2 separate regions of the Mus musculus genome follow, and region 1 is linked to region 2. Evidence: chromatin loops called from intact Hi-C (ENCODE). Cell type or tissue: left cerebral cortex. All regions are shown on one strand. Links, peaks and the distances in the headings refer to the core of each region. The heading gives the core; the rest is flanking DNA.

Evidence for each region. Peaks named below come from ENCODE experiments on the same cell type or tissue, not always from the same donor. Only the 100,000 strongest peaks of a DNase experiment are listed, where the experiment ranks them.
Region 1: it touches region 2 in a loop (4-fold over the local background); 8 of 42 quality-filtered maps call a loop at or near these places.

The regions. Positions count from the first base shown.
Region 1 is chr4:98,491,105-98,507,316 of GRCm38, reverse strand. Patj (PATJ, crumbs cell polarity complex component) reads right to left here. Exons shown (of 44, transcript NM_172696.2): 18 at 15,570-15,779; 19 at 12,179-12,292; 20 at 10,036-10,443; 21 at 1,512-1,635. Among named protein-coding and RNA genes, the nearest start is that of Gm40210, 80 kb to the left of the region's middle. In left cerebral cortex, for the core only: a CTCF peak has its summit at 6,948 (motif pointing right); a DNase peak (open chromatin) is centred at 6,948.
Region 2 is chr4:98,695,323-98,711,534 of GRCm38, reverse strand. It overlaps Patj (PATJ, crumbs cell polarity complex component), which reads right to left. Exons shown (of 44, transcript NM_172696.2): 43 at 7,434-7,540. Gm35137 (predicted gene, 35137) reads left to right here and starts at 12,392. Exons shown (of 2, transcript NR_168468.1): 1 at 12,392-12,481; 2 at 13,811-14,642. Gm35073 (predicted gene, 35073) reads left to right here and starts at 10,780. Exons shown (of 2, transcript NR_151609.1): 1 at 10,780-10,897; 2 at 10,999-11,681. In left cerebral cortex, for the core only: a CTCF peak has its summit at 8,836 (motif pointing right); a DNase peak (open chromatin) is centred at 8,879.

The DNA.
Region 1 (16,212 bases), core at 3,912-11,911, 200 kb after region 2:
GTAATAAAACCCAAGATTAATATTAAATGGGACAGAGCCTTTGAAATTAAGACTTAAATCCTGGGGTGGGGGTGGGGGCGTTTTCATGCACAGTTATATGGAAGTATTGCTGGGGAATTTGATTTAGTGATAATGAGCAGAATAGAAGAAGGGCAGAAGGAAGGGAGGGAGGAGGACAAGGTTCCAAGCAGTGCCAAGACACCTATAAAACAACAGCAGTGACCAGGCCAGCGTACTCTGTTCAGTCTTATCATGAACCAAGAACTCGTACGCCCTCACTAACCAGAGAACACGGAAATGGGGTGAAATTAAAGAGTAGATCTCCTATAGGAAAGATAAAAGCTTGGCCAGGGAGTGGTGGCGCATGCCTTTAGTTCCAGCACTCAGGAGGCAGAGGCAGGCGGATTTCTGAGTTTGAGGGCAGCCTGGTCTACAGAGTGAGTTCCAGGACAGCCAGGGGTATACAGAGAAACCCTGTCTTGAAAAAAAACAAAAACAAAAACAAAGTAAATTTAAAAAAAATAAAATAAAATAAAAAATAAATGAAAGCTCTAATTCCTTCCCAGCTATGAGCCTGAAAAGTGGCAGACTCATCTAATGTATGGTTCCACGGTGACGGCCTGCTCCGGTCACTCAGAGGGGCCAACCAGAACCAGCACGGCATGCTTTCTCTGTCCGCCATCAGGCTCCATCCTGTGGACGTCACAGAACAGAGTCTTGACCTCATAGCAAACTCTCATCGTGTTCTAAAGCTTTCTCCCATCTGTGTGTAATGCACGAGATGTCATGGCGACGTGCTTCTGCCAAGCTGGTTCCAGCCGTGAAAGACAGCATAGACCCTGCCCTACAGTTCTGAGTCCCGGTGTGATGATGGCACAAGAGTCTCACCTGGGATCTCAATATCAGAACACAAGTCAGCATCACATTGTTAGGTGAATAAAAGTATATGAAAGTTGGTATTCTGAGTTGGCAAAGAGAGGCATAACACTTTCAGAATTCTTTAATGGAATCTAAGTTATTAATGTACTAGAATCAACTATAATTTATGGTTATGAAAATACTTCATAAATGTTTCAAATATGCACCCCTTTATTAATATTTAACAGCTCCATCCAGTGAGCTAGCAATTTCACTTAATAGCATTGGATACTTTACCATAGATTAGGAGAGACATAGCTCATGTAAAGGGGTGGTCTCACTTCCATCTATGCTATAATACAAAGAGAATGAGGCAGAGGATATGGAGCCTTCTCCATACACAGAAACTGAAGGATCAAGTTGAAATTCCCAGCCAAAGTTGTCCCGAGACAGGGTAAACAAGTTCTAAGCTCAAAAGATCACAGTGAGGCGATGAAAGGGACTGGAGGGCGAAAGGTAAGCAGAAAACAATGTAATCATGGTTTAATCTCAAAAAAGTGAAAGCAGCAGAATGGAGGTAAGTGTGACAGTACAATACACTGCATACAAAGCGAAGCGAAAGGCCTACACACAATCTAACACAGCTCACAAACCTAAATCCAGGCTGCTGCTCGTTAGTGAATGAAGGTGTCCCATGTCATCAAATCTGCCGTGTTGACCATTTCCTTCAGAGGACGGTATGGGGGCCCGGGAATCAAGGCCAAACGTTTCTTCCATCTTGAAAAAGAAGAAAACCCGAAATTCAGCATGTTAAAAAGCAATGGAAACACCACAATGTTGTTCAAACCAGGCAGCGATACAATGGATAACAGGCTGCAAGCTGCTTCACCTGCGCGCAAGCGCACACACACACCTCCTACCTCCCACCTCCCTGCCACCCTAATCCCCCGTACACGGGTTATTCTCCTGAGTCGCAACAAATGCTGCATGAGCCTAGGACTTGGAAACCTGCATAGTTAGGAAGAGTTTTGTTTTTAAGCATTAACAAATGAATACAAACCAGTATCTCCCAGAGTAGAAACAGACAGACAGACAGACCTGGCTGTCAATCAAGTCACTTGGTGATACATGGCATCCTACATGTGTTCCTCTGACACCCATGACATCGCTGCTATTTCTCGGCCTTTGCTCGGCTCCCTCAGCACTCTTGTTTTCTTTGCTTGTTGAACTTAAGTTTCATTTTCCAGACAGGGTCTCACTTGAGTAAACCAGGTTGGTTTTGAACTTGCACACACCAGATGCCTGTCGTGCAGGTCCGCCCAAACCAGAACTGACAGATTGACAAACACTGCTGATAACTTAGTGCCCTTTCCTCTTTTCTTCCCTTTCTGGCCTCGTCTTTTATGGGTTTTTACAGATATACACTGCTGGAATGCTAAAACAAAAGGGCTTATGTTAAATCAAAATACTCAAAGAGGTTAAGTAGTGAGACACAGACTTTTAAATTGAATGCACTTGAAACACAGCAGGTACAAAAGGATTGCTTTGACCTTCAAGCTGTTTCCTACAAGAAGCCGGAATTGAAATCCACTCATGAAAGACATTGCCCCTGAAGGGAAAGAGAGAGCAACTTCTTCTTCAAGGATAAGCAGCAGAGACCTTAAGTCTCTCCCTAACACCAAGCAGCACTTTCACAAGTTATTCTTCCTCCACACTCAGTACCGGGGGAACTGACTCTAGCTGCTACGAGGCTCCCATGCTACATAAAGCTATGAAGTAAATACACATATGTTTCTCTTGTTTATCTATTTTTAATGCAATTTAATTTCAGGGCCCTGCAAGCTAGGAAGCAGGATTTGTCTGGTCCCACTTGTCCCAGGTAGAGGTGTACAGAGGCAGGTCTCAGTGAGGCATCCAGGCATGGAAGCCTTAATGAAGGAGACCAGAGACTGGAAAGAAAAGGCCCAGTAAGAGATTTCCAGACAACCCGATAATAGAATGTTCCATCTGTGAACTAAACTGAGTCTTTCCTAAGCATCAAAACCACTGACACACTGACCTTATCCTTATACTTCTCAGGATGAGAAATACATTTCTGATGTTAACCTCCTCCAGAAAATGGTATGTTTGTTATATTGGCCCACAGACATAGAACATAATTTGTCATAAATTTCTATAAGAATAATTTTTTAAAAATTAATATAAAGGAGGTTTATTGGCGAGAAGGAAAGAGGGAGAGGCAGAAAGGGTAAGAAGGAAGAGCGAGAGGGAGGAAGAGGGAAGATCATAAATTAAAATTTTATGCTCTCCATATAGATATATTAACTTAAATGATTAGCATTTTTAAAACTTCGGTCTTACTTTTCCAAACTCTGTAACTTGCTCTAGCTCTGTAACTCTGGCTAGCCTTATCTATGATCCTCTGCCTCCAACTACTGACTGCTGGAATTACAAGAGTACCGCCACAGCAGGGACTATTGTTTGTTTTTTATTGTTGGAGATTTTGATTGCTCAAAAGTATGAATGGTTATATTTTCTAATGATCCACTTTCTATAGAATTAGAATAGTCAGACTTCGGGCCTAGAGAGATGTCTCAGCAGTTAAGAACACTGACTGCTTCTCTAGAGGTCCTGGGTTCAATTCCCAGGAACCACATGGTGACTCACAACCATCTGTAATGGGATCCGATGCCCTCTTCTGGTGTCTGTAGACAGTGACAATACACTTACAAATAAATAAATAAATAGGGCTGGAGAGATGGCTCGGCGGGTAAAAGCACTGACTGCTCTTCCAAAGGCCCTAAGTTCAAATCCCAGCAACCACATGGCGGCTCACAACCACCAGTAATGAGATCTGATGCCCCCTTCTGGTGCGTCTGAAAATAACTACAGTGTATAATAAATAAATCTTTGGGTTGGAGCGAGCAGGGAATGAGCGAGCTGAGTTGGCCGGAGCAAGCAGGGTTGACCAGGGTTGATCAGAGTGAGCAGAGGTCCAAAAAATTCAATTCCCAACAACTACATGAAGGCCCCAAACCATCTGTACAGCTACAGTGTACTCACATACATAAAGACATCTTAAAAAAAAAAAAACCTTTAAAAATAAAATAGTCAAACTTCAGTGGTAGAGAGTACACGCTGAGAACTACTATGCTAATTCCTGACAGCTTTCCCGAAACAAATCATGATCACAGAGAATATAAAGTCAGATGACCAATGGAGCCCACAATGCACCATTCAACTCAAAGATGGCATGGCTTGAGAAGTAAGGTCCTGTCCAACTGGAATAAAAGGAAAAGTGACTTCTCAAAGAAAGGAAAGGAGGGACGAAGGCATGGAGGACGTAAAAGGGAAGGCATTTTGCAATATTTTTGGCTTTTAGTAAAGCAGATTTTTATTTTATTATTTTTATTTTATTGAGTGAGTGTTTTGTCTATATGCTTGTCTGTGTACCTTGGTGCCTGCCTGGGAGGTACTGAGACTAAACCCAGGTCCTCTGGTAGAGCAACCAGTGCTCTTAGATGCTGACCCATCTTTCCAGCTTTCAGTAAGCAAATTTACAAGCTTAGATCTTAGAAAATTGAATTTGTGGTTTTTATTTTCTCTATAAATAGAGAATGCCCCCCCCCATCATTCTGAGGCAAATAATACTGAAGTAAAATCAAAACAAAAACAAAAGCACAAACAAAAAAATCAAGACCTTTAAAAAATATGGGCAGATGGTTGTAAAGTAGGTTTTCCCACAAATACATATTGAGTCAATAAAAAAAGATGCTTAACATCACTAACCACTAATTAACAAAATGCAAATCAGTCATAACGAGATAGATGTGCTGGTGCAAGTCTATAATCTCTGCTCTGTGTCCCCAGCACTCAGAGAGGCCTAAGGCAAGAGAAAGTAGAATTCACAGCTAGCCAGAGCTGCTTTGAGTCTGCAATGCCCACCACAGGCCATATTTTAAGGGCCTGCAGTGATATTTTGACAGCAGCTGGTCACCAGGAATGGGCCTCTTAGGGTTCCAGTCACCTCTGGTTCCAGCCTGTGTTCTCTGTTCCCTGTTCACCATCCCTGAATAAGCTTCTCCCACATTTCTGCCACCAAGAACTATTTCCTGCCATTTTGCCTTCCCTCTTATAATAAACAGGTAGAAATCCCTTTGAAGTAATGAGCCTCTTCCTTTACATTTTCTGCTGGGCAGCTATCAACTCATACAACAGGACAGTAACTAAGGCACTGGGATATGAGCAAGTTGTCATCTCAAAGCGAATCACACAGTAGGGCACACTTGCTACTCACAAACACAAATTTGAAAAACTCAGGCAAGCCAGCATTAGCAAGGGTGTGGCAAAGCTGGACACTGAACATTGCATGGTACAATGCTCTGAGAAAAGCTAACCCAATCCCTTTGGTCACATCACCATAAGATCAGAACCAGAGAACGAGGAAAGGAAAATACTTGGCTGTCGGAGACAATGTTGAAGGTCCTTCTTGAGGTCTCTGAATTCTGTTGGTTTAAAATCAGGGTCTAACTTAGCACTGACCTCAGATTTACTGTGGAGCAAAAGCCGACCCTGAACTCCTCACCCTCCCGCCTCTACGTCCCATCAGTTGGGATTACAGAACCTGGTTCATACACTCCATGTACGTACCATGCTCAGCTCTTCCCAACATCTTCCTATGGAAACGCCCCATTCTTAACATGCCCCATGAACATACACATTTCATTTATAGTGCTTAGTATTTGTGAGTTCTACAAAAGTTCCAACAAGACACTTCTAACAGAATACCTCCCCAATAAGCATTTCCATTAATAATCTGGGCCAACTATGACTTTAGGACTTCAAGAGCAGGGACTTCATATTCAATGGACTGTGACTGCAAATTCTTCTCTTTTAAAAACTTGCCTTAGACTCCTAGAAAATGCTTACTGGTCACTATGACCTGTGCATTCTCAGTTATTCTGTTATTCCCAAATAAACACCACAAGCCTTCGGAGAATCTCTGATTGTGATTTAATTTGGCAACCCAAGAGAACTGAAAACAGGTGATGAGCAGGTATTTATATACCAATATTTACAGCAACATTATCCATGAATAATAGGGTGGAGGACTAGAGACACTGCTCTACTAAGAGCTAGACTGATCAACCTAGGCCTCCCCTGAGGCCCTGGTATATAGAGAAGTGTTTGGCAAAGCCAGTAATATCCTTAGTCCAGGGCCTTGAAACCCACTCATCACACACCTTGGGGCACTGATGTATAGAGAAGAAACACAGCCTTCTCTACAACCAGGAATATGCTTGGCAGAGCAGGTCATGGCCTGAGGCCAGGGCCTTGGGGGAACTATGGCTATGGTTCAGTCCCAAGACTGCTGTAGGCTAGATTTATAATGCTCTTGAGAAACCACGTTGCCCTTGTGCAACTTTGTTTAATTAGCTTCCCGCTGCCTTGATCCTATTGTATGACAGACTCTGCTTACTCTGCCCCACTTCTCTCCTAGAAATAGAACATAAGGTGCTGTACTTCTTAATGAGCTTATTTGGTCCAAGACATAGCTTGACAAGACCTCTTGGTCTCAAACTTTCTTATCTTCTCTATGTTCTACCATTTGCTTCTGAGCTTCTGGTCCCCTTTCTGAGGACCCTGTCATTGAAGAACAACTTGCTGGTCCAGGTCATGGCTTCGTAGCTAAAAGCACATATGGCTGTTTCAAAGGATCCTGGTTCAGTTCCCAGCATTTACATAGAAAGCCAAAATGTGGCACATGAGAGAACATTCGCCGAAGCTTCAGGCTAAAACCATCATATATTTTGCAAGTACAAAAAAGAAGCCATTCTCTAGAACTTCCCTTGCATAATTGAAAGCAGCAGCAGCAGCTGGCTGGATGACACAGGCACCTGAGAACTGAGGCAAGTCCATTTCACGGTGGACAAGAGCATGTTCTACATAGTAAGCCCATGTCTCAAAAACTGCAAAGGCAGGAGAGACGGGGATGCCAAGAGGCCACTTGTGGGAAATAAGCAGTCACAGGTCAATGAGGATGGGTCTACGTCCATGAAGAACAGAAGGCCAATCCTCATTCCAGCCTGAAGGTGGCAGCACCTGTAGCACCGGAATAATAACACTGTCACAAATTTCCTTGTCACATTTGTCCCCCAAGTTTCATTTGTGGATCCTAAACAAACCAATTTGTTGTACCCACAGAAAACTTTTCTGAATTCTGCACTAACATTGTCTCTCACTTTAACAGATACTCTCCGGGATCAGCTCTGAGAGGGTCAGAAGAAAAGATTTTTCCATTGAGACATACATACAGGGTTAATTCTTCTACCTCAGTGAGGTCGTCTGACATACACATGAATGAACCTTGAAGAGCTTATGCTTCATGAAGTAAGCCAGACATATAATGGTAATTATCACAGCTTCACTTCTATGAAGTAGTCAAATTCTTAAACAGAAGACAGAGTTACAGTTAGTGCCAGGGAGAATGGGCAAGGGGAGGGCATTTATTAATTGGCGGGCTCACCATTCCTATGAAGGAAGATAAGGTTCTGGAGATGGACAGAGATGGTGGTTACACAACAGTGCAATGGTATTTAATACCATCAAACTATATGCCTAAAAAGTACATAATACAGACATTTACACAATTTATATGGTCGGCCAGGTGAACAACACATACAAGAAACTGTCATAGTTCATCCTTTACCTAAAACAAGAGCATGTGGGTGGTGGAGGAGAATCAACATAGAACTTCTTAGGTATTATTTATATGCTATAAATAGAGTCTTAATAGGACAGAGTAGTAATGTTCCTCAACCCTCTTGAGGACCTAACTGGGTGCTAGGAACTACATGTTCATAATACATTTGAATAGTTTTAAATCCTCTCAAGGATTGTAATATTATATATGTTAATAGTATCATTGCATATCTTAGTTTATTCCTAAATCTGAAATAACTATGTATATTACACAGGTAGAAAATTCCATATGTGACTTGACAGAATACAGGCCACAGAAAATACTGTACACAGTCATCTTCAGGTTCGAGAAGTTATGTAGGAAACAACAAACATAGATTACATGATAATGTATGAATGATTACATGGTAAGGTATGATTGATTACATGGTAAGGTATGATTCCAGAAGTCCATCAGTACAAACAGCGGGCAAGTAAAGATCCAAGTCCACCCTACCATCATTGTAGCAGGGAGAAGAATTAATAGAAAATTAAGTGGTAGTGGTTCAGAGTTTATTAGTGCTGAAACAATCTTCATCAATGTCCTACCATATAATACATATTGATATGTCCATAAATCATACATGAATTTTGACTAAATGTATGGAGTAAATATTCTAAATATATTTGTGTATTTCATCTCTTGCCTTAAATGTCTAAGCAGCAACACGGACCAAAATTTCAACTTGTGTTTTATTTTAGTGAGAATTCTATTGATGAGAAAAAGCAACCACAACAAAAGTGTACACGCATTGAGCAATCTTTGATTCTAGTATGCTTATTTAAGTGAATATCCAGTATGAGGATGTAGGGAAGGGCTGGCAGAGAGAGAAAGCTACTGTCAGTGGGGGACACCAGGCAACTATGTCACTGCTTCCAGCATCCAAGACCACTTACACATTAAACACATCTGTTCCCTAGCAGGCTGCCCAGAACCCTCTTCCTTGAGGCTATATTGATATCTAGGATAGCACCTTGCCCAGCAGAACAAATCCACAGGATTTACTAGAGGGAACGAGAAGAAATGTCCAAGGGAGAAAGCTGGCTTCCGTCTACCTTGCTCATCACACAGAAAGAGATCAGCCTGTGCAGACAGCAGGGTCCTGTGTGAGCACAGCACCTCATCCCTTTAAAAGATCCCTCTAGGGCAGCCAAGGCGGCTCGGCTCAGAGGGTAAGAGTACTTGCTGATCTTGCAGAGGGCTCTGGCTTGATTCCCAGCACCCACATAGCAGCTCACAAGCTGTAACTTGTAACTCCAGTTCCAGGGATCTGACATCCAGTTCTTCTTCTGCAAGCACCAGCCATGCACATGGCATACATACATACATGCAGGCAAAATACTTATGCATGTAAGAAAACTAAAACAAAACTTCAACAAATAAAAACCCCATCTATAGTAACTTTCTTCTCATTGTCTGAAAATTAATTCAGGCCAGAAAATAAACAAACAAAATAAAAACAAAGGCAATTAAAAAAAAAAACAAACAACAAACCATCCAGCAGGTGGCCAGGAGGTGGTGGTGCACACCTTTAATCCCAGCACTTGGAGGGCAGAGGCAGGCAGATTTCCGAGTGTGAGGCCAGCCTAGTCCACAGAGTGAGTTCTAGGACAGCCAGGGCTACACAGAGAAACCCTGCCTCAAAAAAAATTTAAAAGAGAAGAGAAGAGAAGAGAAGAGAAGAGAAGAGAAGAGAAGAGAAGAGAAGAGAAGAGAAGAGAAGAGAAGAGAAGAGAAGAGAAGAGAAGAGAAAAAGGAAGGGAACTAATTAAATATAACTTTATTTTAAAAAACTAAGTTTACTGGTGATTTAATACTAAGGTTAACCCATTAAAAGGTAATGCTTCCTGCCAAGTCTGAGTCTCAAATGGGAAAGTAATTCTCTGGCACACACTGGTATTGCATCACACATAGCAGGGAGAATGCTATGAACAGCAAAGATAGAAATAATAATGTACAGTATATAATAATGTATAGCATATAATAATGTACTATATGTTCATTTTGCCCTGATTTGCCCTGACAAATATACCACATAAGAAACATATAACCATGTCACCCTGAGGGAATTTAAAAGAAAATCTTAAGGATTAAAAGGACTCTTTATTGAACTAAGAAGTGAGGAGAAAAATGTTACACACACGACAAACAAAACAAAACCAAAAAACCCACCACCACCACTACCAATAACAACAACAGAAAAATAAAACAAAACAAAAAACCAGCGAAAACCCACTAGCTCATGATTCCAGAGAAGCGGTGAGACACAAAAAGGAGTGACCTCAAGGACACAGCTCAGCTCCTGGCAGTGCATCCTGTCGGCCATGCTAACTGTGAGAAGCCCATTCAGTTCTGCCTTATGAATGGAAGTAACATGAGCGAGGGGTGTGGGGGCAGAGCGGGGAGCAGGTGGTGGCTGTGTCGCAAAGCCGTACCATGTCTGCAGTGCTGTAGCTATACTGCTGCATCTCCTGGGGATAGGCACTCATCATGGACTCTGCATCGTGACACTCCAGCCTTTCGCCTCCTGAGAGGTTAGCATGCAGCCACTGTGTACCAGCCTGGAGTTCCAGCACGGGAGATGCAGGAGCGGCCTCCCGAATGTGTGGTGGTGGTGGGTTTGACTCCATGGCCCGGAGGTGATCTTGATAAAGTTCATACTCCTCATCGACAAGCATCTCTCTCTCCTCACCCCTGCCGTCCAGCGGAGGACTCAGGAACTCATGCATTTCCCAAGCTTCCGAGCTGCTGTCCACGTCTTTTTGTTGGAACTGCAAAGACTTTCCCAAATCTAGAAAAGGTTCATCCACGAGTTCTTCAAGATATGGCTCATCTCTAAATCCCTGTAAGAAAAGGTTTTGAGAAATGTTAGCGTCACTTGTCTTACAGCTGCACTCTACACCTCAATCAGGAGAAGTGCCAACCTGACGGGAGCTCTGCCCTAACCCATGCGCGCTCAGAAGCACAGGCTCATTGGTATCACCAAACAGGAAGACACTGCAGCTCACTCTGCCGCCAGAACATGCACAACTGAAAGCTTCATCATACGGTAACTACCGACAATTCTCCACCACAGCGAGGAATTTGGTCAAAATGCGACACCGCTTCTGTTTAACTCCTCCCTAACACAGTTCCCAGTTCCTAACAGCAGACACACTTCCTACTTGAGATAGGAAAGACAGCAAGCTCAGCGTGGTCATGCATGAGTTCTCAACACGAGAAGCTATTGGACAGTTCAAAACCCATCCTTTTTTACTTTGTCGAAGGACAGAGGATTGAGCGGAAGGTGCTGCACTTCCCAGGCACCACTCCACTGCTGAGCCCCACCTCTAGCCCTTCACACGATAAGCACATAGTCAGTCATATGTCAAGTGCTTTGAGTAAGTATAATTTTCTCCTAATAAGCCCAATAACAGAAACAAGATTTTTACCTACACTGAGCATATGATAGAGAGGAATAAAAAAAAAAAATATAATTTCTGCTAAGCCTCTGCCTTAACTGTGGTGAGCCCATGGCTGCTGAACACAGAGGCCTAATTTCCTATAGATCAACACTCATCCTATTGTAAGCCCCATCCATTAAGCACTACCTAGTATAAGTTCTACAATCAACTTGGCCCTCTGCTTTCTTCTCATAACTCAACAGCACACGGTTAAGCTTCGCACTGAAACAGTAAATCAATACCACAAACCTGGTGCAAAAACCAATCAGAGTCAGAACATATATTTGAAACATCATGACTTACAAAATTTTAACACCAAATGTCTACATTTTTAAGCGTGGTGGACATTGTGGGAATGTCTCTCAGTCCAAGACACTGCACATGGAACACTGCTGAACTATTGCTACCAAGAAAAACAAAGAATAAAGTGCACCGTAGGAATAAAATGGGAACACTCAATATATACCATCTAGGATTATAGCACCCAAGAGGTCTGAGTACGTAATCTTCTTGGGAAAGCATCAAATATGAATCTGTATGTTTGGCTCCATGTTCTACAGCATTTTACATGGATGTCTGTTTCCACGATATATTCTTTCTCTAAAATGTTAGATGTTTATTAGTGTTTTAAAAAATATGCTTGTTCTTTTAAAATATTTTTATATTTATTTGGGAGTGGAAGATTTATCTGGGGGTGGAAAAGTGAAGTGCCTTAGCACATGGGTAAAAATCAAAGGGTCACTTGTGGGGATTCGTTTTCTCCTACCTTGTAGGCTCCAGATATTGAACTCAGGTCAGATTTGATAGCAAGTGCCTTAACTGAGCCACGTTGTTAACCCCAGTGTTTGTTCTTTGAAAATGCCTTACATCTTCTGTCATTAACAAGACAATGTTAGACTAAATGAAAAATTTTAATTTAAAAAATAGTAATTACAGAGAAAGAAGCTGTAGGGCACACCTGTGATTGGGGGAGGGGAGTTCATTTGTAACTATTTAACCGAGTGAGTGGCACAAGCTTGTGTCCTCTTACACACACACACACACACCACACACATTCTCATTCTCTCTCTCTCTCTCTCTCTCTCTCTCTCTCTCTCTCTCTCTCATTCAAATGGCAAATAACTTCAGCAAATACCTGGGGTGCCTCAAGGATTAAAGATGAGTGGATCTCATGAACAGCGTCTGCAGGCTCGCTGCTGTCACCATTGTTGTTTGAATGTAAACTAAAACGCTCTTCCTTCTCATCTTCCTGAAAATAAAAACCACCTTGATGATCAAAAAGCTCCTTCAGCTTCAACTTCTCTTTAGACGGCTCTCACTCATCCACTGCAATAGCTGAACAAGGGCTATGCAAATGTTGTCAACAAAGCAAACATTTACCAACAATGAAAAGAAAATGAACTGTAGGCCACAACTCATCGATTTGAATTAAAGAAAAGCCCCTCGCTCACCAGGAACAGGCCTTGCAGGTACAGCTACACAGTGACCCCTGCACCAAGCACAGTACTTGATCACATTCACGTGCTCATCATCAATGGGCACTCTAAGAAGAGAGCACCGTACTGATGAGGAACGGGCTCAGTTACCGCTAGTCACTCAACAGTTACGTGTACAGAATCTGACTTCAGAGTCCTGGGCCTCAGTTACCAGTCCATGTGATTATACTTCTACAGATCAGCAATGTGAATAGTGAGATGGAAAGGCCTCGGGGTACACAAGCTGGAAACCACAGAGTAAGCCCCAGCTCTGTAGCCAGGGCTCCAGGGCCTGTGTGTCTACTTAGTGCTAAAGACAGTACAGTTTTAAAAGCCAGTTTACGAGGATTTTTGTACCCAGTATGTTTGAGGTAAGTTTGCAGAAGAAAAGATGAGTTGCTAACATGGATAAGGTGGTGATTCCTCACTGTAGTTCTATGAGTACAGTTATTATATGGCTTAATACTACAGAGGTAATTGTAATCTGCAGCTGTCCTGGGAGCCTCACACTCTAAGGAGAAATGTGAGCTAAGTGACAACTCACAACGAGGTTAAATCCCTCCCAGGGCCTTGCTCTAGGGCCTCTGCCTCTGCAGCACTCCCTCCTCTGCCAGCAGCACAGGATGCAGACTCTGTCCGTAACAGGTGCCATGTTTTCACACCTCCTCAGACTTCTTAAAGTTGCTTAAAGGGGAAGCCTGTGAAGCCCTCTCCTACAGGGCACACATGGCTAGGACTTTCCCATATAGCCATGATAGCTGAGTAAGTAACTGTCAGGGAAAACATAGACAAATACTTGCTACAACCCAAAAAGGTGAACCTTATAAAAATATTAATGTTCTCCCTCCTGCAAAAACCACACTGTGTACTTCAATTTACCATCTGTTGCCTATGGCAATACATCTCATATATGAAAAATTCAAGATCTTGGTTAGCCATGTACTTGACTTAATTTTAAATGATTAAAGTAATTGATAGGTGTTATATTCAGGCATTTAAATGTGTATAGAGGAATAAAAAAAATAATGCTGGTAGGGCAGGTGATTAGCATGGGAAGCATGTGAGAGGCTTAAAATACAGTGACATACAAGTCCTAGAGTCAATCTCAAGCACAAAAGTGTAAAAGGAAGTACAAGGGTCACAGTGCAGTTTCGGAATTCAAAAACACTTTGTGCAGTACACTGCTCATTATTCATATATGTGGTGTGTGTATGTGTGAGTGTATGAGCATAACTGTCACTACCCACCAAGCTAGTGAGGTGCCGGAGTTGCTGTCATGCAACATACTAATATATTTATACACTAAAAGAATTTTAGAGGCAAGAAAAAACTGTAGTTTTTTAGTCTTGCTCATTCCACTATGAATTTTTATAAATGATTCATAGAATAAAACTGGTCAAGTTTATCAAATCACCAATATATGTTTATGAAATGCAAAGTGCTGCATCAGAGTAGTACGGGCGACCCACTGAGGAGGGAGACTTGTGAAGAGCTGGCAGCCTGAGGATGGGGTCTCCACCTCCAGGTCATCCTTCTCCCTCTGGGTTCTTTGTCGCCTACACACCTTTGAGGTCTGAACTCACTGAGTTATTCAGAGCAAAGCTAGACATAGGCTTTCTGAAGCCCAGTCTGACAACCTACCGTGACCAAATTACTGTTCAGATACATGCAGGCAAACTAAACAGGACACTGTAATAAAGCTAGCTTAGTGTGCTGTGCCTAAGAAAGGGTGTAAGGCTGGAAACTGTCCAGTCAAGCTCATACTTTTACCCTACTCCTTCTAATGATCAAAGTTTGGAAAAGTTATTCAACTCCCTCTGTCTCCACTGGCCCATTTGTAATGAGTGACAAAAGGATGCTTAACATTGCTTTGAAGATAACACTAATTAATACATGTGAGCGGCTTAAAATATAGTGACATACAATAAACACTTAAAACTAAGTGAAAATAATCAAGTATTTGTTTTACACTGAGAATCTCAACAACACAATTTTAAGGAGCGATGGTGAGGAACAGTTACATGAAATGGTACATCTTAGAGTAAGAGGACCTCAAAACAATCTGACCACAGAAAGGCTGTCAGCACTAGGGATCAGAAGACATGCTGATGACAGGAAAGTATGAAAATTGCATTTCCATATGAACAAAAATATGAATTCCAGCTCCCTGTACCTTCTTAGCATCAGTCTGGAAGAGTGGTTCTCAACCTATGGGGTGTGACCTCTTTAGGGTGGAACAACCCTTGCACAGGAGTTACGTATCAGATAATCTTGCGTATTAGATATTTACATCGTAATTCATAATAGTAGCAAATTAGTTATGAAGTAACAACAAAATAATTTTATGGTTAGGGTCACCACAACTTGAGGAACTATAATAAAGAGTAGCAAGATTAAGAAGGTTGGAAACACTGTTCTAAAATTAAAATACAAAATTATTTTAATTTACATTGAAGGGACTTGACAAGAACTCAGGATTCTAGAAACCTGAAGGTAAAGGGGTGGTAGTAGTAAAAGTAGCAGGGACAAGGCTGGCTCCAACAGCAATGAGCAGTCACTCAGCAGTGTGTCGCATCGGCGGTGGCATGACCCTTATTTCTGAAACTTGCTCTGATAAATCAGACATCAGAAACTTGCTTACTGCTCTTTTGGAACAGCACTTTGGTGCTAGGGACTCTGTTTGGGTGTGGATGCCCAGTACCCACATAGGGTAGCTTTCATTCACCTCGAACTACAGCTCAGGGAATCTGATGCACTCTTCTGGCCTCTGTGGGCACTGCACACATAGGCAAAAACCGCACACACCTGTGCACTAAAATAACATACCTCAGTTTAAAAAAGAAAAGAACAGAAACATGCACAGGGTCAAACACATAGTAGGTCACACGGGACGGATTTCAAGGCTAGAGTGTCTGTTTCCCCACTCCATGTTCTTTACAGAGCTAGTTTTATTTCCCTTTCACACAATTCAAGCCTTACAGGTCAGGCAAATTTGTCTTCCAAGTTCATGTTTTTAACTACACTTCTATACCAATTGAGTTCCAAACTTACCACCAAAGGCTTACAGATGCCAAGATGCACCACACCTGGGGGTACAGCCTTCAACACTTCCACAGCCTCAGCAAGAGTGGCATTGTCCAAGGAGAACTCATTGACGGAGACTAGGCGATCTCCAGGTAAAAGTTCTCCACTTCTTTCCGCTACACCATCTGCCACCAAGGAGCGAATCACAATCACTGACCGCGTGGGATCCAGGGGGTCCTACAAGTCAAATGAAAGAAAGACAGCTCCCTGAAAATAAATATGCAGGCTTAAGAAAGCTCTAACAACTCTGATTTGTTTATCTCACACGGCAAGTACTCTGCTGCTATTCTATAGACGCTTAAATCAATGAAAACATCATTCTATATATCTTATAATATCAGCTTACATCATGGTAAAGACATAAACATAACAGTTTCAACTGTGGTCTAAATGCTCAATACATATAAATTTATTCTTTAAACTTTCAGTGACTGGCCACAAGAGATCTGAGAACAGTTAGGCAAGATTCTCTGACACTCTCAACCTTAGTTACACTGTAGAACAAAGACATGGCTATTGGCCCATATGCAGACTCTAAGGGCAGCATAAAATAGAAACAACACTCCATCATTCAAATGCAGCATTCTTCTAGGAAACCACTTAAGGTCAG
Region 2 (16,212 bases), core at 5,443-13,442:
CAATGTCTATACTAAGTACTTTTCACAGGCCTGCAAACTTTACAATAAAATCAAGGTTTAATTTTAAAACTCACACTGAGATGAAAAATGATTACTCTAGAAGCCATGTAGAGGCAGCAGAAGTCGTGACTACCTGGGGCATTCTGGGAGTAGTGTGAGGCTGTTGTTATTTGTTTGCTGTTTTTCTTTATTTAAGACAGGTTCTCACAATGTAGCCTAGGCTGACCTTGAATTTCCAGTGATGCCCCTGTGTCAGCCTTGTGAGTACTAGGACGATAGGTGTGTATCTACACCAGCTTGGGAAAGTGATTAATTCTTGAAACATTGTAATTTGGTATTAGACCAACATATCAAGTACCTGGCAGAGTAGCGGGCAAGAGAAATTGCCTTAAGCTGACAGTCTCCTAGCAATCTGAGGTGCGAGCTTGCCTACGCATGTTTTTGTGGAGGCGAAAGGCTTATGTTGGATATCTTCCTCTCTCATTATCCTTATTTGTTCCCACATTTATTTGTTGAGCCTGTGTCTCTCTCTGAACCCGGAGCTCACCAATCCACTAAACTGGCTGACTTGAGAGCCTGGGATCTCCTGTCTCTGCCCCGCAGTGTTGAGATTAGACATTTGCCTTCTGCGGAGGTTGGCCATCCGAACTCAGGTCTTCATGCTTACAAAGCAGGCACCTTACCCACCAAGCCACCTCCATAGCCGCATGATCTCTGCATCACCACCAACCCCTTGCCCTGGCTGTTCTGGAACTCACCATGCTGGCCTTGAACTCACAGAGACTCATCTCATCTGCCACTGTCTCCTGAATGTTGGGATTAAAGTTGTACACCATCACACCAAGTCCCTGGTTTTCTTTCTTGAAGGGCAAAGCTGAATCCCTCTTAAGCCTAGAGCAGTGTGTCTGGAGGCAGCCTCAGAGCAGGTGCTACAGGAGCTAAACTTCAATCTGTGGGTGCCAGCTTCTCCTCTTGTCTCCCCAAGAGATAAGTACTTTTTTGTTTTGTTTGACAAGACAGGGTTTCTCTGGGTAGCCCTGGAACTCACTCTGTAGACCAGGCTGGCCTCGAACTCAGATGTCCACCTGCCTCTGCCTCCCGAGTGCGGGGATTAAAGGCCTGTGCCACCTCGCCTGGCAGATAAGTACTTCTTATCCCACTAGTGTAACACTTTCTTTCCTGGTTGGGGTTTCCTATGAGACCTAGATGAAATAACAACCCTCCTCCCAACACAAGTGTAGCCCTCAGCAAAACAGTTCAACGCACTTACAATGCACTTAAAATCTCACTAGCTTTGCTTAAAAAAGTACAGTAAAAAGGAAAAATACCTGTTGGCATCAGGACCTCCCAAACCTATGACATCACATAGGCGACAGAACGACCTGCAGACCTGTTGCCAAGACAACAGGCACCATATTCCCATAATCCACTTGGCTCATCTCCCACCTTTACCTGTGGTATGTCATTTTCCATATAAATAAGGGGAACAGCCCCCCATCTTTTCTCACTTTCTCTTTCTACCACCACCTTCCTCGCCACCCTCTCTTTCTCTTCTCCCCCTCTTCTCTTTCTGCCACCACCTTGTCTCTCCCTCCCAATAAAACCTCTTCCACGTGGAACTGTCTTGGTCTAGTGTGCTGTTGAGATGCAACCCGCCATTCTAACACATCAATACCTTTGAAAATATAGTCTTGACATAAATTGGGAGGTCTTCGTGTGGAATTCCATAACCCCTTACAATACTTAGCCCCCTTTAGTCCCAGCACTTGGGAGGCAGAGGCAGGCGGATTTCTGAGTTCGAGGCCAGCCTGGTCTACGCAGTGAATTCCAGGACAGCCAGGGCTATACAGAGAAACCCTGTCTCAAAAAAAAAAAACAAAAAAACAAAAAAACAAAAAACAAAAAACAAAAACAATACTTAGCCCCAACCTTACAGCCTTTCTCCAAAGTAATAATCTAAGTAAGGCACAAGGGTTCTGAAAGCACAATGTATGCTGTTTAATTCCAAGAGCAGACACCGAGAGGGAGTTCATTTCTATGGAAACACAGATTTGAGAGAGATTTCTAATCTGCGAAGCTATGAGTGCTGTTTTTTTGTTTGTTTTTTGTTTTTGTTTTTTTTTGGGGGTTTTTTTTGAGACAAGGTTTCTCTGTGTAGTCCTGGCTGTCCTGGAACTCACTCTGTAGACTAGGCTGGCCTCGAACTCAGAAATCTGCCTACCTCTGCTCCCTCTGGGATTAAAGGCATGAGCCACCACTGGCCGGCCTATGGTTTGTTGTTGTTGTTGTTGTTGTTGTTGTTCTTCTTCTTCTTCTTCTTCTTCTTGTTCTTGTTCTTGTTCTTCTTGTTCTTGTTCTTGTTGTTGTTGTTGTTGTTGTTGTTGTTGTTGTTGTTGTTCTTCTTCTTCTTCTTCTTCTTCTTCTTCTTCTTCTTCTTCTTCTTCTTCTTCTTCTTCTTCTTCCTTCCTTCCTTCCTTCCTTCCTTCCTTCCCTTCTTCTTCTTCTTCTTCTTCTTCTTCTTCTTCTTCTTCTTCTTCTTCTTCTTCTTCTTCTTCTTCTTCTTCTTTCTTCTTCTTCTAAGATTTATTTATTATATGTAAGTACACTGTAGCTGTCTTCAGACATACCAAAAGAGGGCGCCAGATCTTGTTATTGATGGTTGTGAGTTGCTGGTGGTTGCTGGGATTTGAACTCAGGACTTTTCGAAGAGCAGTCAGTGTTCTTAACCGCTGAGCCATCTCTCTAGCTCCCTATGGTTAGTTCTTAATTCATCTCTTTTTATTCAGATAAGATCTTGTTATGTAGTCTAGGCTGGCCCCTTTTCTGTGTGGTGTGTACTGAGGATAGTGCCTGTCATGGTTTGTATATTCTTAGACCAGGGAGTGGCACCATTTGTAGGTGGCCTTGTTGGAATAGGTGTGACCTGGTTGGAGTAGGTGTGTCACTGTGGATATGGGCTTAAGACCCTCACCAGAGAGGCAGGCAGATTTCTGAGTTTGAGGCCAGCCTGGTCTACAAAGTGAGTTCCAGGACAGCCAGGGCTATACAGAGAAACCCTGTCTTGAAAAAAACAAAAAGACCCTCATCCTAGTTGCCTGGAAGTCAGTCTTCACTAGTAGCCTTTGGATGAAGACATAGAACTCTCAGCTCTGCCTGCACCATGCCTGCCATGCATGCCGGGATACTGCCATGCTCCCACCTTGATGATAATGGACTGAACCTCTGAACCTGTAAGCCAACCCCAATTAAATGTTGTTTTTTTTTTTGTTTTTTTGTTTTTTTTATAAGACTTGCCTTGATCTTGGTGTTTGTTCACAGCAGTAAAACCCTAACTAAGCAAGCCAGTAAAGAACATCCCTCCATGGCCTCTGCATCAGCTCTTGTTTCCTGCCCTACTTGAGTTCCAGTTCTGACTTTCTTTGGTGATGAACAGCAATGTGGAAGTATAAGCTAAATAAACCCTTTCCTCCCCAACTTGCTTCTTGGTCATGATTTTTGTGCAGGAATAGAGACCCTGACTAAGACAAATTGGTGCCCATGGCCTCGTGTCTGCTAAGCAAGAGGTGTAGCTCTGAGTTCATCCCTACCCATTTTTATTTGATTTGATTTGATTTTGATTTTGAGGCAGGGTTTTGCTAAGTTACCCAGAGTCACCATGTAGCTCAGGCAGGCCTTGAGATCATGATGTTCTGGCTCAGCCTCCTAAGCATCTCAAATCTACTCATGTACTACAAGGCTTGAACAAATTCTTGATACACACACACACACACACACACACACACACACACACACACACACACACACGTTTATGTGCTGTGTTCTTGTGCACATTAAAAGGCATGGGACAGCTTGTAGGGTTCATTTCTCTCCTCCAACCATACAGGTTCCAGGGAGGGAACTGGAAGTTGTCACTCTTGGCAGCAAGTGCCATTTCCCATTGAGCCATCTTACCAAAGCCCCTCCCTTTATTTTGAAGTGTGATCTGAACATCAGCCCGGGTTGACTAGAACTCATGGCCATCAATATTCTTTCTTCAGCCTCCCGAGTGCTGGGATGGCAGCCACCATCACATCCAGTAGCTAGTCAGAAAGTGAGGACTATCCTAGAGTTTAAAACCCAACTTGTGCTGTTCAAATAAAGAATGTGTGGATGGTACAGCCCACACTGCAGAGGCCATACCAGCAAGATGGACACCGGCAGTCTCCAGACATGCCCCTAACCAGCAGTGGCAGGCTAGTGCTTGGGAACTGAATCCCTTTTTCTGCCCAAGTGTCCGTACGTATCACTTCTCCTAGGGTGGAAAGACCCTTGCCAAGCCCACCTCCAGTAAGGTGTTCCTCTGTACCCTTCAGGAGGATGAGCCCAGGCTTTCTGTCCTCGATCCTGATGCCACACCATTGGTAATGAGTCTTTTCCCTCTACCTGCTCCTTCAGCTAAGTTCAGGATCATGGCTATATAAACAATAACTAGAAGCCAGGAGAGAAGAGGGCCATCAGCGTGGACCAAGAGGGGTGAAGACAACCTGCTTCAAACGCGTGACTGAGATTTTCGTCAGTATGGAAGACTTCTCTCTCAGTCAACTTTACTAAAGTTTAAATCACCCATGTGTGCTCAAACCATCTAATCTCATTTTACCTGAAGCCAGTGCTGGCCTTGAACTGGCTATGCAGCCAAGGGTGACCTTGGATTTCTATGACACTGCCTCCCAACTGTTGGGCTTAGAGGCTTGAAACAGCAGACTTGGCTTTATGTGGTGCTCTGGATCAAACCACGGCTTTGTGCATGCAAGGCAAGTGCTGTACCAACCGAGCTATACCTCAGTCCTTCTTCCCACAGGCTGCCACCCAAAGGATGGTCAAAATCGAAGGAAATCTGGGGTCCCCATCCACACTGTCTGGTTTGTGGTGGGAGGGTCTCTTTTCTTTTCCTCTGAGAATGGGGTATGTGACCTTTGATTTTGCTGTTCTGATTAGATCTCTCTCCCCCGCAGCTCTGCCTAAGTTATTTTGGGGTAGGTTTCCATCTGGTTGACACTAATAGCCACTGCATGTTGATGCAATGTTTATGTCTAATAGTTGTCTACAGTAACTGCTATAGTCTGTGCTGTACAAATTGTGGATGGTTTTGGATACCACCCAGCTTAGTCCAATTCTTTCAAAACTCATCATTAGCTTCACCAATTACCCCTTGCCCCAAGTTGGGCTTTTGGCAATGGCTTCAAGGGCCCTACTCTCCCTGAACTTAACTGCTCTTACCAGCCCTTCCACAGCTATGGATTTATAAGTCTACTTTTCTCTTAAGGCTGGGTAGGGCCACATCTTTATAAATATTTCTCTGAATCCTCAGAACTCAGCACCAGTACAGTGCCTGGCCTTAGAGAGATGTCCAGTCATGAACTGTTCCCACATGGAGCAGTAGTGACGTCATGAGTAAGGTTAGACTTACTGTGGCCTCACGAGCACGCTCAGTCATGGCCTGGAAGCTGGACATGAGTGTGATTCTGGCTGCTTTTGCAGACATAACCCTGTTGCCAAGGACATTGGGAAGGAAACTGAGGTAAGAGCTCAAACACAGAACTAGTTTCCTTAGACACCTGCATAGCTGGGCCACTGGCAATCGGGAGCAAGCATCATCTGGATCATGCCAATTTATCTCATAATACCTTAATATTTCTTTTTTGAAAATTATTTTTATGGTTTTTAATAATCTATGTGTGCAATGGCTGATATGGTTTACATAAATGTGTGTGTGTGTGTGTGTGTGTGTGTGTGTGTGTGTTTAGGGAGGGTATGTGCACGTGGATATAGATTCCTGTGGAGTCGATAAGGTGTTGGATCCCTTGGAACTGGAGTTACAGGTGGCTATGACACTGCCTGACATGGGTGCTGGGAACTGAACCCAGGTCCTCTCAAAGAACAGTATGCTCTCTTAACCTCAGCTACTTTCTCTTGCCCAGCCCTACCCTTAACAGTTTTGTCCTTCCTTCCTTCCTTCCTTCCTTCCTTCCTTCCTTCCTTCCTTCCTTCCTTCCTTCCTTCCTTCCTTCCTCCCTCCCTTCTTTCCTTCTTTTTCTTGTTTTTTGGTTTTTTTGGGCCAGGGTATCTCTGTACTATGTAGCTCTGGCTGTTTTAGAACTCATTACGTAGACCAGGCTGGCCTGGAACTCAGAGTACTGCCTCTACCTTTGCAGTGATGGGATTAAAGGTGTGACCACTACACCCAGCAGAGACTTGTTTCTTTTTTTCATTTCTCTTCCTTTTCTTTTTTCTTTTCTTTTCTTTAAGATTTATTTATTGTTATATGTACTGGTGGTCTGTATGTCTGTGTGAAGGCGCCAGATCTTCTGGAACTGGAATTATAGACAGCTGTGAGTTGGCGCTGAGAACTGAACTAGGGTCCTCTGGAAGAGCTCTTAACCACTGAGCCATCTCTCCAGCCCCAGAGACTTGTTTTTAAAGACACTCAGAGTCGGGCGGTGGTGGTGCATGCCTTTAATCCCAGCACTCGGGAGGCAGAGGCAGGTGGATTTCTGAGTTCGAGGCCAGCCTGGTCTACAAAGTGAGTTCCAGGACAGCCCGGGCTATATAGAGAAACCCTGTCTCAAAAAACAAAACAAACAAACAAAAAGAATTTGGGATCACAGCTATCCATAAGGGACTTTATTAGGGGTAGGCTAACAACGCCGGGCTGATCCCAGTTTCTTACATGAACTATTAGCTGGTAGCATTCATTGAGCACACACTATGACCAGATGCTGACAGGAACAGTTCCAGACAGCACTTCTAAGTGCAGCTGCTCTCTGCCTGTCTGGAGAATAACCCCAGGGAACCTGCTAATACCGGATCCTCGACTCTGCTGGGGAACATCTCCTCAGAGTCTCCACAAATAGTGTCTTGGAGTGTGTGTGCAGGCGCATACCCAGGCGCGTACAGTTCAGGGGCTTATAGCTTGTGAAAGTCAGTTCTCACCTTCCACTCTGTGGGCCCCAGGGACCAAACTCAGGTCGTCAGACTGGGTGCCAAGTGCCTTTATGTCACCGGCCTCCTGTTCTTTATTCTTGTATCAGTTTAGCTTCAGAAACATTGCTTTAATGAACAGCTTGGCAATGACTAGCTGTGATGACATATGCTCTCAAAGGGGACAATAAGATTTCACCTCAGAACAAGGCTTTAACTTAGTGAGTTAAGGGCATGTTAGTCCATGCACCTTAGAGCAGGGTGGACCTAGGAAACCTGCAGTTTCTTAGGACAGGGTATAGGCTTGTGTCGAGGCAATGAGAAGGATCTTGTGGTGGAATAGAGAGCCCTGACAGACACCTTGTCAGACCTTGTCAGGGCAGGAGAACTTAGCACGTGCATCCCTCCACTCTGAGGTCACACACACCGGAGCCTGAAGCTCAGGCGCTAGGCCCACTCTGTATCAGAACACTCACTCTGTGTCTTCCGGATGTCGGTCAGCAGTCGGAGAGCCAAGCTGGGAGCCTGCAGACATGATTTCCAGCTGGGTCGCTATGGCACTTATGTTGGTATCTGCCACAACCTGTGGGAGGGAGTGACAAGGTATTTTACTGTAAGTTGCAAGGATGCTGGAGAAACCACGGCTGTATTCTAAACAGCATTCCTCCTGCACGGAGAGCTGGAGAGATGGATTATTCGTTTCTCGTTTCCCTTTCTCTCTCCCCATCTTTCTCACTTGAATTTCCTCCCTCACTTCCCGAGACAGAGACCCACTGGTGTTAAAACTCTCAATGTTCCTGCTGCGCCCTTCCCAGGGCCGGGGTTTCAGCATGCACCTCCATGCTGCGCTGGAGGCTTTCATTTTTTTCTTAAACTCTTTCCTTCATTTGACTTCCAGTGGCTGCTGCCTCTCCATCCCCTTCTTTATTCTTTTGTGGAACTGGAGACTGAATCCAGAGCCTCTGAACGAGGACTCTCTCACTCACCCATGTGGCCACACCCTCCTTTTGAAACCTTTTATTTTGAGGTAGGGCCTTACAGAGCAGCAGACGCAGCGATCCTCATTCCTCAGCCTTCCAATAGCTGCTGGAATCACAGGCCTGTGCCACCGGCCCAGGTACATTAGCCTCGTGCATCTTCCCACCCCACCATCCTCTCTTGCTGACTCTTGTGCAGTGTGACAGGCCTAGCTCCCAAGTTCCTAGTCTTTCTCATCCACACTGGGTCTTGTGCTATTAATTTAAATACCACCCGTGACGACATCCCCAGCTCTCTATCTCCAGCTCTACCTTACTTAACTCCAAACCCTTATGATGTGTCCCCAGTGATGTTCTTCAGGAACCCACTGCTAACGTCCCCAGCCCTCTGCCCCACAGCCTGGGCTCTTGCAGCTTTCTACATCCTAGATGACTGTGACCAGTTCTTGTGGTTTCATAAGGTAAGTAAGGTTGGTTGGTACCATCCTTGATGTCTCTGTCTCAGCCCACTGTCCTCCCAGGTGCTGCAGGCTGACCCACAAAGTCATCTCGTGGAGTTCTACAGGAACCACCTCACTGCTCAGCCTCACTTTTCTCAAGTAGCTTAGAACCAAGTTAGCATGGCGCCGATTACTCCAGACTCTGCCTGAAGTCATCTGCAGAGAACTGGATGCTGGGCCACAAGCTGAAGTCCTTCCTATGACCTTCAAGGTGTCCTGCCCTGTGGCAGCTCTCCTAACATTTCCCTGAGTTCAGCATTCTGACCTCATTGTCCTGCCGGCTGTCCTACCCCCACCCTAGAACAGAGCCCAGGGATCTGGAGGGCTGACTGTCCCACTGCAGATCCGGAGAGGAATTTGCCCAGGAGTGCAGGGAAACTTGATGTGACGCAGTTCCAGAACATACCAACAGAGGGCACACATGCCTCAGTTGTGAAACAGCTGTCTGTAAAGCAGGAGAAAGGCGATGGGCCAGAGGAGGGGTCAGAAAGAATTTGGGGATCATCCAGACGAGGGGAAAACAGTTATGTACAAGTGCAGCGTGTTCTAGAAATACAGTCATGGGAAGAATAGTCAACTAAATGGGGACATGCGCAGCATAAAAGCCTAAGACGCGTAGCATAAAAGCTCCCTTCTAGACTCTCTTCTTCCAGTAGCAGGCAGGGCTGTCTCACATAGCCTAGAGCCTCAGCAGACGCTGCCTGCTCTCAAGGCACACTCTTCACAAACAATTCCATTCCAGCTTCTCCAGGCCTGAGCCTCCAGGACCCACATACTCCCGACTTTCTCGCTGCTGGTAGGGTCTGCTCTCTGCTATCTCTGCTTACCTCCAGGCTCTGTCAGAGGCCCAGGTGACTTCAGAGTCAAGTGACAGCACATCCATCCCCTGGCTTTAAGTTCTGCCGCTGTGCTTATAACCCAGCAGCTATGCTCGGCCCAGTCACCACTTTGGGATTTGCATTGACATCGCTCAGCTTATCAAAATTAGGATACCAAGTCCAAGTTTGGACTTGGGGGGTGGGGGGTAGCTCAGTGGCAGAATGCCTGCCTAGCATGTTCCATTCTCAGAGGACACACAGCATGCACCCCACCCTACTTCCTCTCCAAACTCTGGACCCTAAAACACACTCCCTCTGCTCAGCTGACTTTTCCTTTCATTTTTTCCACTTATTATCAAATTACACCTCCAGCTCCCCCATAACGAACTAAGAAGGTATAATACTGAAACCCTGCTGGGGCTGGGACTGTCATCTGAGACAGGCACTGAGGTGCTCAGTCCCAGTAGCCTCCTGGTGCCGCCTGCTCCCGAATGAGTTCCCAGCCCTGTTCACTCTTCTCTTCTACCTTCCCCTGTCATCTTCCCGGATACACAATGGCACTCTCCCCCTGGAAACCTTTCACCACTGCCCCTTTGTTTGTGGGAGAAGACGCTAAGCATGTGCAGTACCCCCGACCCCTGACCAACACACACTTCTAATCTTTCCTCCGTTCCTCTCAATCTTCCAGACTTTTCTCCCTGGGAATCTCTACACAAGCCAGCTTAGCTGACAGCCTGCTCCTCGTGCGACCTTCTCTAGTGCCCCTGCCTAAGTCAATTCTTCCTGTTTTCTTCTGCATTTTCAACCCGTTTCTTAGGGATTGACAGTGCATGTTTTTTTTTTGGTGGCTGTGGATCTCGGCTCCAGCTCTACGAGCAGCAGGGTCATGCCCCAGCATGTGCCTATGGAAGAACCCTGAAGAGAATGAGTGGGCTGGAAGCCTTCAGGAGGGACAGAGAGATTGAGGTGATTATGTGGAGACGGGGCTTCTGGTCCTTTAAGGAGAGAGAAAATCTAACAGGTAGGCCCCACTCCACAGAGACATGACAGAGGGAGTGAATGAAGGACGTCCAGGCACTGACCAAGCTAATGTCATTTTGATATTTTTGTTTTGCTTTTTTTTCAAATGATTTATTTTTATTCTATGAGCATTGGTGTTTTATCTCATGTGTCTTGTGTGAGGGTGTTGGATACCCTGGAACTGAAAGTACACCAAGCTGTGAGCTGCCATGTGGATGCTTGGAGCTGAATCCTGGTCCTCTGGAAGACCAGCTCGCGCTCTTTCTTAACTGCTCAGCCATTGCTTCAGCACCAACTTTTTCTTTTTACGTTTGTTTAGTGTGTGTGTGTGTGTGTGTGTGTGTGTGTGTGTGTGTGTGTTGGGGCATGTGATGGTTTGTATATCCTTGGACCAGGGAGTGGCACCATCTGAAGGGGTGGCCTTGTTGGAATAGGTGTGACCTGGTTGGAATGGGTGTGTCACTGTGGATGTGGGTATAAGATCCTCACCCTAGTTGCCTGGAAATCAGTCTTCCACTAGCAGCCTTTGGATAAAGACATAGAACTCTCAGCTCCTCCTGTGCAATGCCTGCCTGGATACTGCCATGCTCCCACCTTGATGATAATGGACTGAACCTTTGAACCTGTAAGCCAGCCCCAATTAAATGTTGTTGTTGTTGTTGTTGTTGTTTTTTTATAAGACTTGTTTTGTTTACGACTCCATCTTGTTTCTTTTCCTTCTTTGAGAGTTCTCCTGAGTGTTTCTCACTTAAAGTGACTTGGACCTCAGGAACAACAGGTATGCCTGACAACGTTTGAAGGCAAAGGGTAGAACTCAGCAACTTTCTTAGCACCAACATAACTCTGCATTGCCAATCCTGAGAAAATGGCCTAAGACAATGATCAACCAGTGGATAGCCAGACCAAGATGACCTGGAATCCTACCCGAGAACTTCGAGCTCCTTTGATTCTCTGCTGTGTGCCCAGGATGACTGTTGGCAGCTGACATGGATCCTTGGGTCACAGTGGTTCCCTGTGGGATCAATCTGCTTATTTAATAAGCTCCTTTTTTTGGCCTCACCCCATCTCCTTCTGGATTTTATGGGGAAGAGGAGGTAAGACAGGGTCTCTCTTGTGTGCAGTCTAGGCTAGCCTGAAACTGATCCTCCTGCCTCAGCCTCCTGAGTGTTAGGAGTACAGGCAAGGTGTGAGCCCCCAGGCTCAGACTGTGTGGGAAAAGAAGCTGAGCCCAGTCTACTGGGATTCCTGGGAGCCAGGCTTCTATCAGAAGTGAATGCTTATGGAACTGAGTGGCACACGGTGATCTCATGAAAAAGAAGCTCAAGCTGGTCACACAGGATATGCTCATGGGACTATGTCATGTCCCTATTGGACGGAAGCAGAAAAGTCATTAAAATATTGCCCGTTTCTCCCTTGTTTCCTTCCTTCTTTCTCCTTCTGCTGCTTCTTCTTGTTTGTGTGTTTGTTTGTTTGTTTTATTTTTGAGATTAGTGTCTTAACATACAGTCCTGGCTAGCCTAGAATTCTGAGATCAATCCGTCTCTGCCTCCCAGGAGCTGGTACTCTAGGCAGGCACTACCACATCCAGCCCTCCCACTCCCCTGGAGACTGTGTATCCCAGCCTAGCCTGAAACTCATAGCCATCCTAGAGTGCTGGGATTACAGGCAGGAGTCACCACTGTGCCTGGTTAGAATCTAGTACTCTCTAATCCTATGTCAGGAAGCAATCACGGGGCATGAAGGAAAAGGAGCACCAGACTTTACTTTCCAGACCTAGCTGTCACCCCAGTTACAGTCCATTACACTCACCATAAAGCTTTACTATCTAGCTGCAAAATATAAAAAAAAGTCCTGCAGTTCCCTCACCACAACGAGCTCTAAAATGAAAAGGGAACCACCCAGAATCCACCCAGAACCTTCTTGCCAGTCTTGAAGGAGTGCAACCCTCAGGCTAAGTGTTAAATATGAAGGACAGCAGGTCTCCTGTGGGGAGGCCCAGGACAGCAGATCTGCCACCTGCAGGAAGAGCTGACCGACCCAGTAACTTGATAAGCTATGGCTAAACCTTCCCTGGGGCTTGGCTTGGGAATGGGAGGAGCTACTGTCTAAGGGTTAGGTCAGTGGTGTACAAGTTCAACACTGAGGTGGGACCTACGTGTCCTGCTCAGCCTTGCCTCTGAACACCAGGGACTGGGGACTATGGTCTGAGGTAAGTAACCACAGGGTCCTTTGAGGAAGCAGGGGAAGGCCACCAAGAGGACAGAAAATAGACTTTATTTTTCTTTATCAAGCGAATCTTGGACTTGTTGTTCTCAGCTTCACTGGGTTCTGAGAACAGGGATGGGACTGGGGAGGGGGAGGGGGAGGGAGGGGGAGGGGGAGAAGCAGTCCTGCCCTCAGGGAGGTGTGCAGTAGAGGTCCTGTGAGGGGCGACAGGACCCAGTGATAGCCAAAGTGGGAAGGGACACAGTTAGAGGCCTTTTATGAGATGGGGGCGGGGGCGGGGGGTGGAAATCATGGTCTCTGCAACTTCAAGTGTTCTAGCCTCTGGGTTCCCTGGCCTGGAGAGGTGAGATCCTGTAACTGGCGTGGCAGAAATGAAGACAGTCTAGGAGATATCTGTGACTCTTAATCTCTCATACTACTGAAACAAGGAATACCAACAATTTGGATATTTCCCTGGGAAGCTTGTCCTGGGAGAAGGGAAGGTGGCAGCTAGAGGGAGAGTTTGTCTTTAGGAAAGAGATGCCACACAACTCTAACACCCCACAGGATGAGGGGGAAGTCTAGACAATGAAGGTTAGTGGTGGTGGAAAAGGTCTTGGGCCAGGACTGCTTATATGTATATCCTTGGCCCTCTTTTTAAGCTCCAGTCTTACTTCAGGACCCTAAGATGGACTGTGTGTGTGGTCACTTTGTCCCTCCTTCAAAGAGGGACACATTACCACATCTCCCTTTTCCTGCTTTGTGCTATGAATGAGGCTTACTATGCATGAGTGTGTGCTGTGACTCTTAGGTTTGGTGATAATCCCACCCTGGGATCTGTGCTCTGGCCTTCTGCCTCATGTGCCCTGGAACCCTTTCCTTTCTTTCCCCAGAGGAAAAGGACAGTTGGGGAATATGGCTGATGTCATCCTGTTCAACCACAGCCCTTCAAAACATGAGCCTGCTCAAGGATGAGTGCTCCTTACATATGTGCCTGGTGATGGAGATGCACAAGGGTCAGGCTGGGCGGCTAGACACAGAACTGCTGGGCGACAGGCATGAACGTATTAAATCTAGTTGAGCTGCCTCTTTTTTTTTTTTTTTTTTTTTCGAGACAGGGTTTCCCTGTGTAGCTCTGGCTGTCCTGGAACTCACTCTGTAGACCAGGCTGGCCTTGAACTCAGAAATCCGCCTGCCTCGGCCTCTCGAGTGCTGGGATTAAAGGCGTGCGCCACCGCGCCCGTCTTGAGCTGCCTTACTTATTACCAAGTGACTGCAAAACTTAGAGATCTCTCACCAGACGTCTAATGGGAGTATTTTGCACCCCCTCCAGGTGTAGTTATTATTAAACACTTGGAAATTACAGGCCTGAGTCAGAGCAGCCCAGCAGCCTGAAGGAAGAGTCCCAACTTCTCCAAGGCGGAAGAGACCAAGAGGGGAAATCTGTAATCTGCGTTCCCAAAACTACCAACAAGAAGGAAGAGGTGGGAAGACCTGTCATTCCAAGGAAGAGGAGACCCAGACAGAGCCGGTGAGAACAGCAGTCATGGCAGCAGAGACCCACCTACAGAAGGAACTGGGTACAGACGCCCACCCACCCATGACCTGGGAGGCTACCAACCCAAAGGAAGAGGAGGGGAGGTCTCAACTATGCATGGACAGCAAGCTGCTGGACAGGAAGGCTAGGAAACATGCACTGTCTCCCAGGCCTAAGGAACAGCCAGTAGTATCCACAGAGTTGGAAAATGAGCCAATAACCATGTTCCCCCCTCCCACCACTCTCTGCCAGGGTGTGTTCCCTCCTCTCACGAACCTCACACCGAACTCTGTGTTTCCCCCTCCCACTGCGCTTGCCGGTCAGTGTGTGTTTCCCCCTCCCACTGCACTTACGGCTCACTCTGTGTTTCCCGCTCCAAATGCCTTGTTCTTTCACTGTGGTTCCCTGTCCAATGGAGTTTCTCTCTCAACCTGCAATTCCTTCAACTCCTTTATTGGAGTTCACCTCTCAAGCCATTCTCCTTGAGAAAGTGTTATTTCATCAGACACACTGGCTTGTACTATAACGTCTGGGACACTACATGACTTAAAAATAAAGCTGAACTCAACTACAGCATTATGTTCCACAGTAGGTCAGTCTATGTTCAATAAACTTTTTGGTTGAGCCACTTGTGCATGCCTTTATTGCATGGACCACAAAATGGGCAGCTCTCCTTAAAAACAGGTTTGGGGGCCTGGTGGCAGTGGCGGTGGTACACACCTTTAATCCCAGCACTTGGGTGGCAGAGGCAGGGGTTCTCTGTGAGTTTGAGACTAGCCTGGTCTACATATCGAGTTTCAGGACAACCAGGGCTACATAGAAAAGCCCTGTTTCAAAAAACTAAATCAAACAAGCAAACAACAATAACAACAACAACAAACAACAATAGAACAGTTTTGGGAGATTATGTCTTGGAGAATTGAGAAGTCAAGATAGTTTCTGGGAACATGGGCTGTTACAAAGCACACGAGCCTGTGTTCCCTGCGTGGAGCTTTCCTGAGCATCTAACCCCGCTAGGGAACACTATTAGATTTCACTGTTAGATTTGTCAGGGCTCAAATCTCTTTGTTATAAAATGTAAAACTCAGCATCCACACCCAGCCTGCATCTGTACTTAACTCAGCATCCACACCCAGCCTGCATCTGTACCTAACTCAGCATCCACACCCAGCCTGCATCTGTACCTAACTCAGCATCCACACCCAGCCTGCATCTGTACCTAACTCAGCATCCACACCCAGCCTGCATCTGTACCTAACTTGCATTCTAGATTGAGAGATGCAGATGTTATTAATCATGGGAGCTGAGAGGCCAAGGTGACCCTGAGATAGTGGGCATGCTAAAGAGCAACAAATGCCTAGACCTGACTCTGGTATGATTTGAAGTAGCAGAAAGTATTTATCTAGAGCCCACTGACAATGGCTTTCTTGACACACTGATTTTTTTTTAAAGATTTATTTATTTTATGTATATTTATTTATTTATATGTAAGTATACTGTAGCTGTCTTCAGACACTCCAGAAGAGGGAGTCAGATCTCGTTACAGATGGTTGTGAGCCACCATGTGGTTACTGGGATTTGAACTCAGGACCTTTGGAAGAGCAGTCGGGTGCTCTTACCCACTGAGCCATTTCACCAGCCCGACACACTGATTTTTTAGGCTTCTTAAATAAGTCTAAGGGTCTAGACTGTAACACATAAGAGGGGCAAACTGGCTGCTAAACACAGAGCGCTCTAGTGGCTCAAACCCCCAATGTCACCTGGAATGCTCCAAGGATTTCTCCCAGGATTATTTAATTTCTATTTTTCTAGTATCAAGGATTAAAACCAGGGTCTCATGGTTTGTGTTTGTTAGGGTCAATCCAGGTTGTCCCCCAAGACAATGTCTGTGATACCAAAAGGAATTTCGCCATTCTCAGACTCCAGATACTATAAAGAAATATAAAAATAAAATATAAAATTTAAGATAAGGAAACATGAGCACTGTCCACTGTGGCCCATTTAGTCTTCGGCAGCTCTGTCAGGAGAGGGCTGTGCTGGGTGTTGCTGAGGGAGCCTGCTAGATCTGGAGAAGCACTGGCTCACTGTTCACTCAGCCCGCCTGTTCCACACTTCCTGTCCTTTCCTGCATCACGTGGCTTCCTCCTCTTCCTGAACCCCAGTGTCACTTATCCCTCACACCCTGCATAGCCTCACGT